Linked DNA regions of Homo sapiens: region 2 is linked to region 1. The links are chromatin loops, found by intact Hi-C in ENCODE. Cell type or tissue: OCI-LY7. All regions are shown on one strand. Each heading gives the region's core, and the rest is flanking DNA. Links, peaks and the distances in the headings are about the cores only.

What was found. Peaks named below come from ENCODE experiments on the same cell type or tissue, not always from the same donor. Only the 100,000 strongest peaks of a DNase experiment are listed, where the experiment ranks them.
Region 2: it touches region 1 in a loop (6-fold over the local background); 5 of 110 quality-filtered maps call a loop at or near these places.

The regions. Positions count from the first base shown.
Region 1 is chr2:6,777,363-6,784,370 of GRCh38, reverse strand. The region is part of intron 3 of LOC105373404 (a long non-coding RNA gene); the gene reads left to right. Among named protein-coding and RNA genes, the nearest start is that of LINC00487, 11 kb to the right of the region's middle. In OCI-LY7, for the core only: no CTCF peak of the experiment used is centred there; a DNase peak (open chromatin) is centred at 3,350; H3K4me3 peaks cover 1,258 bases; H3K27ac peaks cover 1,510 bases.
Region 2 is chr2:5,694,647-5,699,602 of GRCh38, reverse strand. SOX11 (SRY-box transcription factor 11) reads right to left here. Exons shown (of 1, transcript NM_003108.4): 1 at 1-4,956. Among named protein-coding and RNA genes, the nearest start is that of SOX11, 4.7 kb to the right of the region's middle. RefSeq lists silencers at 2,447-2,616, 2,907-2,996. In OCI-LY7, for the core only: CTCF peaks have their summits at 3,130 (motif pointing left) and 3,335; DNase peaks (open chromatin) are centred at 3,012, 3,462 and 3,812; H3K4me3 peaks cover 2,500 bases; H3K27ac peaks cover 2,500 bases.

The DNA of each region.
Region 1 (7,008 bases), core at 1,875-4,374:
TTTAGAGTTTATACTGTGAGCTTTTACAGGGAGGAGAGGTTCCTCCCTTCTCTTTATCTCTCCTGGGGTCATATTTGTAACTTAGCCTGTGAGAAAACCACCTCTTCTTCCTATAGCACTCTAAATTTTTCAAGTGTGTTAACATCTTCCCTTGGGAAGATGCATGAGGCAGTGGAGCACAACATTTTAAGGAGGTATAAAAGGTGGTCCACAGATCCGTGGCCAAGCTTATCTGTTTCCCTGCTTTTTCCTGTGTGACTTTACATAGGTGATTTAATTTCACTTTCCTTGTATGTCAAATTAAAACAAAAGCAATTTTACCACCTTGCATTGCAGTGCAGAGCAAGTGAGAGGCTACATGGAAACCATGCACGCAGGTTGACACACACTGAGCCAGCACTGCACACCGTGGTCCCTTCCCTTCTCCTGCATCTTCACTGGTGTGCCCTCATGCTTCCTCTTTCTCACTCTCTTTTTCTCTCTGGTTTTTATCAGTTTGTTTCTGTATAGCTGAGGAATAATGATAAAGCACTAATCTACCATTTCACTCAAGTGTAAAGCCAGAAAATCTGTTCTTACACTGATATACCAGTTCCTTATATTGATATGCTGATTTATTACATTTGTTAAATATTTTATAATTTGCAAATGCACTCATTTCTTTGCTTATTCATTGAACTCTTCATTCAACAGAGGGTTTATGTTTGCACTGTGCCTGGCATCTGCTTCCTTACGGTACCTGGCAACACCTTCTGAAGTGCCAGAGTGAGGACGTTCCCTTTGCAAGTGTGGATGCCCAGATGAGGGATGCCTCAAGGTCACGCAGGACGTGAGGTCGGCTCTTCTGACTCTTGGTGCGGTGCTCTTTCATCTCCTACAGGCTTAGTGAATCTCAGTTAGCGTCAGAGAGCACATTGGTCAGGGAACCAGGGGAAGCTAAGTGCCCTATAAAAAGCCTGTGTGCCTCCCAAGGAATCCTCTTTTCATTGGAATGATTTACAGTGGGATTTTCATTCTAAAAACCTGCCACCTCCTGAATGATATTTGTAAAATGTTTAACCCCATGGGGATTCCTTCTGGTATGCAGGAGAAGGTACCATAAATTGTTCTGTTTTCTTTTTCAAATGGGAAGACATTAATTATGTTCTAAGAGGTATGCCAAACTAAGTGCACAGGAAAATGCATTTATAGTGAACATTTTGACTAAAAAATGCAATAGACCAGCAAGGTTACTATTTCTCTCTGTCCAGAGTTCCCTGGAGAGTGACTGGAGCTCCTGGCTGGGTCATAGGCCAACTAGGCTAATTTCCGGAGGTTTCTGAGCAGGAGGTGCAGTGCCTGAGTGCAGATGGAGCCTGATGGGAAGGAGGAGGGGAGGTGCTCAGGTGCACGCTGGCACATACCCGCTATCCAGTCAGAGAAGCCAGGTCTACTAACAACCAAAGAACAACCTTGGCCCCCGAGAGGAGGAAGCAAGGCCCGCGTGAGAGCCTGGTACAACAGCACGAGGGACGGGGTTGGCCAGCATTCTCGGGCTGCTTACCTGGGCATCCGGCCCGGAGGGCTAAAGTGGCCTTTGCTGCACCCACTTTGCTAAGTGGTTGTTGTGAAATTTGATGGTAACTCGCGGGCACAGAATTTAGGACAACCTGTTCCTCTTTTTGGATGAAGCTGAATTTATTCACGTGCCACTTTGAGAAAACAGAAAAAGCACAAAGGTCCCAGAAAAAATTGTTCTTTCTTCCCTAAAATCTCCTGAAATACTCCGCAAACATGAATCGTAAAGCCACCCTATCAGGGAACTGGATGCATCTCCAGGAGACAGCCCTGCTTCCCAGTCCTAAATGTGATGCTGATGCTTGTCTCCCAGGGAGGAGCTGGGAAAGACCACATTTCCCGAGGTCCACATTTCCATTGATTCTAGACAAGTAAGTGGAAGGAATAAGGACGGACGGGGTTACCAGGCCTGGGTTCTCGCCCGGTCTCAGTGCTGTGGGAAGTAAAATCAGTCCTTTATATGGGTCTCCTAGGGGCCGACTGTGGGCTTGGTACTGACACGTGGTAATTTATTCAGCACTAACTCCAATCCCACAAGTTAAGAATTGTTATCCCTGCTGTGCTGTTGGTCAACCGGACTCAGATCAGTTTCCATACAGCACGTGTTTGACAGGCGTGTGTTAACTGGGGAAATGGGTAACCCAAGGGTTAGCAAGAAGAGGGGGTGTGACACCCCCTGGGCTCCCACCTTACAGCAGTATGCTGGCCCGGACTCTACGGCATGTGCAGCGTGTGTGGTATGTGTGTATTGTGTGTTTGTGTGTGTATTGTGTGCATGTGTTGTATGTACGTATATGTGGTATATGTGTGCATATGTGTGTGGTGTGTATGTATTGCATATGTGTGTGTACGGATGTACATATATGTGTGTATATGTGTGCATGTGCATATATATAGTGTATAAATTGTGTATGTGTGTATAGTGTGTATATTGGGTATGTGTGTATATTGTTGTGTAGAGAGTGTGTGTGTGTATTGTGTGTATATGTTGGTGTGCACATGTGTGCTTGCCAAGGAAGGGGCCGCTCTCCACTGCCCTATCCCCAGGTGCAAGTATAAGGAGGACTGAGATGCTTGGAGTTAACAGGGAAGGGTCTGACCCAGGGTGTCTGTGGGTAGGGAGCCCAGCTTTGCTGGAGTATTCTGTAACTGGCGACCTTTGGTGAAAAGGGGTTCAGGCTGCTCCAGAACCTGCTCCTCCCTCGCCTCTCCCCTTGCTATGGGGGTCTGAGCTCAGGGCAGCCCTCCAGACAATGCACCCATCCTGCTCAGCCACTGCTAAGTAATCTGGGCCCACAGGGCCGGGCTCTCCCCACTGGGCTAGAGAGGACCCTGCGGCTCCCGAGGCAATGCCTGCTATCATAAGTCGAGTGCACGATGGAGTGAGGATGCACACTCAGTCACTTAGATTTCACATTTTACACTCTTTTCATCATACTCTTTTTCTTTCTTCTAGTATCCCTTCTTTAGCAGCCTTTGTTTCTCCGTTCTAAAAAGCGGCTAATACTGAGTGAGCTGTGTCATAGCAAAGTAACTCGTCTGGAACCTTCTCATGAAACTGTTGTCCAAAGGAGAGAGGAAACACACACACACACGCACACAGGATGGGGGATGTATTGATTGCTTTTTACAGTCATACTCTGTACATATTTTATCACAATTAATCTCTATGACAATGTTGAGAGGCATTCATTCTATTTTATGTAAGAGGAAACTGAAACTAAGAAAGTCAAAGTAACTTCCTCACATATACACAGCCGGTGCCTGCTACCATGTGGAAAGATGATGCCAATCTGGCTGGCAGCCAGAGAGAGAACATCTGTTTTAATAGACAGGAAATGCTGGGATGCCGTGAGAGCCCCCGTAAGAGCCAGGTACTGGAAGCAGCTGTTTCCAGGCGTTGTTGCCTTCCTTGGAGCAATGCACACAGCTGCTTCTGATGGAAGCCACCCTTGGCAATGGCCCCGTGGTGCATGCAGCAGGAGGAACTGGTACTTGGAGCACTGCCAGTGGAACCACCGAGTGAGCGCCACTTAGGAGTGGATTCCACAGGAGCTGCCCCTTCCATGAACTTTGGATAAAATGTGCCCCTTAGAGCCACCATGTGTCACTTCAAGGTAGGGGATGGAGTGCTTAGACCCATGGCTCAGAGGCCTCTATCCCACCATCTTGTTGGGCTTTGCTAGTGGATGTTTCTCTCCTTAGAGGAGGCAAGAGCTCACTAGTCTTTCAATGTATGTCTTTCTGAGGAGTGGGACCCTGGATTTTTATTAGGGCCTCTGGTGGAGTGCAGACCAGGACACTCTGGTAGTGAGCCCTTCCAGCCACACATGATGGAGTGGAAAGATTCTCAGTGTTGGTGTTTCAATGGCTGCAAAAGCTGCCTGACCTTCAGTGAAGTCCTCGATGCCGCCAGACCTCCATTTCATGTGTATAAAATAAAGGCCCTAATGCCTTGCTCATGGGATTGTTGTGAGGAGTATTTGAAATAATGCATCCAAAGCACCTGATGCAACATTGAGAGATTTACTGCCTTCTTGGCCAGAAGTCGTTTTCCTTCCCATCCTTCTCCAATAAACTTTTCCTGGCTCCCAAGTCTAATTTAGGTTCCTGGAGAGTTTGGAATGCTTTTGGTTACAAGTGATGGAAGAGATGAGAAAGAAGAAAGTTATATTGATGAGAAAGAAGAAAGTTATATTTTACAGTCAGTTCCACTGTAACAGGATGCAAATGCGTCTAAAAATCCCCATCCTATGCAACACTGGATAATAGAAACCACAGGGTTGTTGGGGATAAATGGGACTAGCGACACATCATTCTAAATTTTTGTCCATGACATAAAGAATAGTGACCTAATAAAAACAGTAGTATAGTTTTACACAGGCTAAATGATTAACATATGCATAAATACTACAGAAACTATGGTGCTTAACCTTGAAAAAGGCCTGAAGCTTGCTTGAGAGTGTGGGTACTGGGGTTGCAGCTTGTGCACTGTGGTGAAATGGGGGGAGTAGGAGGCTATGATCTGAATGTGTGTCCCTCCAAACTTCATATATTAAAACCCTAACCCCCAATGTCGTGGTATTAGGGGGTGAGGTCTTTGGGAGGTGATTAGGTCATGAAGATTTCATGAAGATGCCACCCTCATGAATGGGATGGTTGCATTTATAAAAGAGGCCTGAGGGAGTTTGTCTGCTCCTCCCCCTATGTGAGGTCACATAGGAGGGTGGCATCTATGAGGAACAGACCCTTCCAGACATCAAATCTGCTGGTGCTTTGATCTTGGACTTCCCAGTCTCCAGAACTGTGAGCAATAAATTAATCTTGTTTATAAATTACCCAGTCTAAGATATTTTGTTACAACAGCCTAAATGGATTTAAACAGTGGGTGATCTGGATTGGGAGGGAAAGTTGTAGCCCCAGAGGTGGGTGGTGAGGCTTCTAACACGTGAGGTGAACTGGAGGTTGGAAAATGCTGGGGTGTGTGTGCATGCACTTGTGCGTTCCTAGTCTCAGATCAGCTGCGTGCAGTTCTGTGTTCACCTGGCATTTCTTGCAAATGAAATCACACATACACAAACACAAAATTTGCCTTATTGTCAAATTGTTCCCTAATATCAACCTCGTTGCAACAAATGTGAATGTGAAATCAACATTGGAGCAGAACCACCTGCACCGGTGTGCCCTGGTGCTCTCCCTCCACTGGGGCAGATGATCTTCCCGGGGAAGACAGAACTGACCCTGGGGCAGGTGGTTGATGGTGGTGGCCCATGCACTTCTGTGTGTTCAGTGTCATGAGCTACTGCAGTTTACTTGTCTCTGGCAAGGTGCATTTATACATTACTTTATTTTTAACTCTGTCAGCCCTCCAAAATGGATAGATACCTTAGAAGTATCCTTGCAGTAAGCAATGGATTGAGGTTAATAATAATAACAATAAACAATAATATTGCAAACATAAGTGAACACAAATAAAACAGCTGGTGTACGTTTTCCTTCTGAAGCAAGTTATCAACTAGTTATAACCGGGTTAAAACAAAAGTCATCTCATAAGATTTGACAAGAGCACAAACAAAGTTTAACATTATGTGAAATTATTTGAAACAATATTTTCATCCACTATTATTAATTTACTCTGTTTGTGCATAGGACCTTGAGGTATTAGCTAAGAAAGTACAAATCCAACACAATTAGTAAGACCTTTAAAACCCCAGTATCCGAATATGAAGACAAACATGTATCATATTTTTGGAAATGCTAAAATTTTTACATGATTCAGTCCTATACGTTGCAAAATTCCGCTCACTCAATGGGAATTCTCTAGATGCCCCCTTTGAGTTTTCTTTCTTAATAGAAAAGAACAAGGAGCAATATCAATTTAAAACACCTTTCCTTCCTACTTTGCTGAAATAATTCACAAAACAAGGTGGCACGTACAAAATCGTGCCCTTCGCCTTCAAACACTTTTGGAAGATGAACAAAAATATTACTGAAGATTGAAGGGCACCAATGTGTGAATAAATTATTCAGTTTGAGGGGTTTTCTACACAGCTGAGTTAAAGTACAGATGTTTCTAACATGCCCAACATTCTGATACTTGCAAAGTTCAGTTTCAATAATGAAATACACAAAGAACAACTTCTTTGTGATCTACAAAAGAAAGACCTGTCAGAAACAAGCTCCATTCTGAACAGCAAAGCATTCATTTAATGAAATAATATTGCATGGAAAAAATTATAGAAGGGTAATCGGTGATGCTTTGTGCAATTAACAACAACAGTTATAATACAACAAGATCCGGTCAGGTATCAGTCATTCACAGGGTTATTCCTGATAAAGTGTCAATTAAAATGTTGCAATATCTTTTAAAGACAAGGGAAATACATATGAAAATATTTCATAGCACACATACGTTTGCTGCAGATCACATGGCAAAGTACTCAGAAGAGCTGTCAAATTTAGAAAAGAGTTATGAAAATTATTATTATTTGAATGCAAGTGATCCATGGGGGACACAGGTGCTGAGTGCTAGTTAACCGCAGATGCTACCAACCAGGTATTTTTTAAATTACTAAATTAAATATAAATAAATTCACACATACAAAAATAATTACCTAAAGTATATAACGTCAACTCATAGGTGATTTATAAACAACAAATGAGAAAGTGACTGCTTTTTTGAGATAAACGTACGCTGTGGAGAGTAAATGGGCAATTCGAAATTAGATGTCTGGAAGTGATTCTATGATAATGTGAATTTATCATCAAAACATATCTCAGCAATGACAACGAAACTCTCAAATCTGTACATTGTGAAAATGTACAAAAACATCTTTAACCTATTTTAAATTTTCTAAAATGAGTTATAGTGTTTTGAATCCATTTGATAAAATTTAAAAAGTGCACTAATTTCTTAATTCACTTGCAAGAACAACTCACTTACATTGATGA
Region 2 (4,956 bases), core at 2,350-4,849, 1.1 Mb after region 1:
ACAAAAAAATCCTGAGTTGTTATCAAAGAGCAGAATTTTCCAGATCATTAAATAAAAGGGGATGTTGTAGAATAAATCAAATAGAATGAACAGTGAGAAATAACCAATAATAAAAATAAGCCAAATCTCAGAAAAGTATGTCAAGAGTTACATGGAGACGGTTACTTTGGGAACTTGTAAATCCCTGTGTTAGGATAGGTAAGGCTCATTCTTGTTATCCTCACAGGCTTAGGCTATACAAAGGGTATTTGAAACTGACATTCCTAATGGAAATTTTACAAAATTTGGCCCTTAGAATAACTGAGAAATATCCTGAAAAAATCTTCCCTGAAACTGTAATAAAGAAAGTTTCTTATCTACTGATAAAATTGACAACTCAGTAAACTATTTTCGCTGGTCTTCCTACATAAGAAAAAAGCACAAATATATTTGCCTCAGAAATCTGTTAAAAGCAGGGAACCACACAGTAAAAGAGTATAAAGATTCTATAAATGGGAGAGTCCAAGAAAACCTCTCTCAAAGTGTCCACAAGGATACATATGCCCATTAGAAGAAAAGTAAGAATATACATATTATTAATCATATCAGAGAATAAAAAAGTTAAGATTGATATAATATATTTATATTGAATGACTACTTTAAAATAGAGCAACTTATTTGCCTTATTTCTCAAATTCCTTGGGCAAAAGTCACTTAAATTCTGAAGTAAAAAACAAATGTAAATTTCTTGTACTGTACTAATATCAGATGATTATGATTTCAAGTCCCAGAAGAGAAAAATAAGTCTTGTCTTTTGAGTCTTTTTCTTTCATGAAAAAAGCAACTAAATCACCCTGACTGCTACATTTATGCATATTTAAATCACTTCCCCTTGATTAACATTAAAAAGAAACATCTCTGCCCAAAAGAGTTGTAATGATTTCTTTCTCTAGCTAAAGGATAATCATTCTACAAATAATTTGCCCAGTGTCTGTAGTCATTCATAACATACACAATATTTGCAAAGCACAGTTTAAGTACACTGCCTTTTATTAGCATTTTTTTTTTTTTTAAATAAAAGGGATGCGTATCAGAGTGTAAGAACTGGAAATTACTTCCACAGTTTAAAGAATTAATAAGAGAATGCTGGTTCAATTTCTTAAAGATGGAAAGCTTACCAAAATGCCATCAGAGTCTGTGAACTACTTATAATAAACAGCAGGATCCCCACTGGCTAGGCTGCCGTGCACACAGCACCCACCCGCCACCCCCAGGTTACCATTTTAAGATATTCTGTCAATGCTTAGTTAAAAATAAGACTTACTTAAGAGACCAACAAAAAAAAATCAATTAAACTTTTATTGAAGACTATCCAGTGGCAAGAATACCATGTGTATTATACTATGTTTTAGACACTCAATAAAGAATTCATTAAGATGATTCTCACAACGCACTCATCAAAACAGCCTTAAATATTGTTAAAAAGCGCATTGAAGCGCCTGTCCTGAGTTCTAACAGGTTTTAAATTTAGATTGCCAAACAATTACTTTTATTTTTGTATCAAGTTAGGCCACATGGCTTTAAAAAAAAAAAATCTTGACTATCTCTTCCCATTCTGAAGCCAAATTATTACTTTACTAATTTACTTAAAGTTTCCACCTCACCACAGAAAATGTCCAAGATTCATCTATGATTAAAACAGAAAAGACATGCCAAGTTTTCAGGCTTTCAAAATACATAGATCAGCCTATCAATGGGTTTACGTTGCCAACAAGTTTCGGAACTGCAGCAGAGGGCTGCCACATAAAATCACCAGCACGGAGCACGTGTCAATTGTAAACCGCTGGTTCAATTATCCGTGGCTAAAATAAATGTACCACCAATGGCTGCATTAGTCTACATGTTGAGGGGGTGTGGGGTAAGGTAAACAACTCCAGAAATCCAGTTCTATATTGAGAACCTGGTTAACGCCATCAGCCCCTTCTTTTCCCAAATGTACTACTGAAATCTGATGGTTTATCGAAAGGAAAAAGCCACAGAAAAGAAACCTGTCCATCTGCAGCAAAAGCTTGCTGGCTTCGCATCCCAGGGGTGGGGGCTGGGGAGGAGGCTCGCCCAGAGCGGGAGGCTGGGGGGCGGGTGAGAGGCCCGAGTTCTCAGTCGGGGGGCCGGGGGAGGGGTGGTGGTAAGATCGAGTAAGGCAAAAGCAAGCGGGAGGGGAGGCGGGAAGGGCGCCGGGGCCCCTCTGGCCTAGCAGCTGCAGTTACTGTGCGGACGCTTCCATTCGGTCTCGCCAAATCTCAGTAAAAATGGAAGGCCAAACCTCGGTCAATCATCTCAGTAGGTGAAAGAGTCGTGGTGATTTTGCAGTGAGTTTCAATCAGCCACTGAAAACCTCCTCCGCTGCGGGCGCCGCAGCTCGGGAGGCTGAACTCCGGGGCTGGCACGCTGGGCCCCGAGCGGCCTCCCAGCCTCCCTCCTCCCAGACCCAGCAGAAAAGAGGCGGCGGATGCTCGGAAGGGGGGCGGGAGCCCGGGGCGCGCGTGCCCGGCCGCGATCGCCTGCTCGGGCCTGCCGCGAGGGCTCGGGGACACAGGCCGGTCAGGAAAAATGGTGGGGAGCGAGGGGGTGTGGACAGGCAAACGGGGTTCAGCGAGCGGGGAGCGCCAGCGGGATGGGTCGCGCCCGCGCCGCCGCCGGAGCCCCCAGGAGGCTCCCGGAGAACAATCAAGATGCGGATCCACCTTCGTTGCGGCGGCCCCGGGGAGCTGATTCCGGGGCAGCCCCTGAGCCGGCGCGCGGGGAGGGCGTGGTGAGGGCCCGGGGTGCGCGGGTGCGGCAGCCGCCTGCTCCCCGGGTTTGCTTTCTTCCTCTCACCCCGCAGCCCCGAGGCTTCCCTCCCCGGCCCGCGGGCCCGGGAAGCCAGCGCTGGTGTCTCCGCGCGCCTCAAGGGCCCGCGGCGGGGCGCGCCCAGGAGCACGCGGTGGCGAGGCAAGAAGAGCCAGGCACGGGGACCCGGAGCGTCAGGGCTCTGCCTTGCGCGTCCCGGACTACCGCCCGGGTGCCCTCTGCCACCCCCTGCTCCCCACGCCCTCACCAGTGGTTCGGCCCTCCCAGGCACCCCGGAGACCGCGACTCGGATCGCACAGAGGCCATGCCATGTTCCTCGGGGTGCCCTCGGCCGGCCTGCCGCGTCTTCCCCCGACTCCCGCCTCCCTCCCGCTCGTAGCCTGGGTCCCGCCGCGCCCCGCGCCCCCTGCGGCCCCGCACCGTCCTCCTTCCCTCCGACAGCTCCACGGCCCCGGGGGACAGAAGGAAACAGACACCGACCACTTCTCTCCTTTCCTCTTCCCCTTCCCCCTTCACCGCTAGAGGTCAAACACTGCGGCGGCGTTCTCCGCCAACAACCACCTCTGAGCACACGCGAAGATGCAGCGTTAAAAATAAAGAACAGAAAAAATTCAAATCTGGAAACGGCTGTCCCCACCCTTTGAGAGGCGGGGATAGAAGTGCCCCGAGCGCTCGCTGCCAAAGGCGGCTGTCACCGCGAGGCTCAGCGGGGACGCGGCCCGCCGCAGAGAACACACAAGCCCCAGCGAGCAGGACCCCGACCAAGGGAGCTGGCAACCCAGGCCCCTCCATCCGCCCCTCCCCGGCCAGCTCCCGAGCCTCCGCGCAGCCCGCCCGCCAGGATGGGTGGGGAGAAGAGGCAGGGAGTGGAGGAGGAGGTGAGAAAGGAAATGGGGAGCTGGAGATGGAAAGGGAGGGCAGAGAGAAAGAACACCCTTCCCCTGTCTTTCACAACTAGCGGAAGAGGAAAAAGAAATCAGCCTGCTAATTGAACACTTTTCAGCCTAACCCCCTAAATGTAGAATTCTCTCCTGCCACCTCCCCTCATCCGCGCACACAACAGCCTCACCACCGAATGCTCTGCGACAACAGGACCTCCAGTTTGACTTCCATAGAGACTATTGGCGATGCGAGTTTCTATCAGTTCCAGCTGATTTATTAAAATTGTCAAGATACAGACTTCCAGCACAAAAAAAAAAAAAAAAAAACAGGCAATGATGTCGACAGTGCATTGAGTCTGCTTTGCCACCATTTGCTACAAAATATGCAGATGGTCTGTACTTTATTTAGATTATATTGCACAAAATGAGAAACTTTTTAAACTATGTGCCTTTTTTTTTTCTTTTTTGCTAAAAATCGAGAATCCAGTTTCAAACCTTCCATCTGGGGCCCCATCCACATCACAGCGTATGAGATACATAAAGTCCTACTATAGTACAGTACATATACAATCTTTAAACTAAGATAACAGCTCTGAGGTCTATATCACCATTTTCAATAAATCTTTACCTACAAATATTGAACAAATCTCTACTATAGCTGTACAAAAAAAAGTTTGCTTTTTTTTTTTAAACCACAAGGCCTTTAGATGCAAGGATTATTTTAAAATTTTAATCCTTTTTAAACCAGGACATAACGTACCAACATACTTGCATGCTAAAAAACAGAGGAAAAAAAAGAAATCAAAAGGGAAGAAGTGCCTGAAAGTCTTACTGAAAAAACACAGCAAGAATGTTCCCTTTTCACTGTACAAAAATACGCCTGAAAATATATTAATTTTTAAAAAAGACTGAGGTCTGTTATGTATCAAAAATGTTTCAATACCTTTTGTACTGAGGTCTAGGCTGTCTGGTATTCAATCAAGGAGGTATAAGGGAACAAGTTACAAAAAAAAAGTTGGCAAGTAGAAATCACATTTGTAAAACCATAAACAATTTGATCTGAAAAGTAAACTCTGATCTTAAGTCAGTTCACAGTTTTTTTTTTTGTAAGCGTTTGTACAGTCTGCATTTTTTCAAGCTCCCTGCAGTTTTGTTAAGAATCGGATGCATAGAAGACATCAGTTTTCTCCCTCCAAAAAAAAAAAAAAAAAAAAAAAAAAAAAAAATTAAATTAACAAAAGTTGCA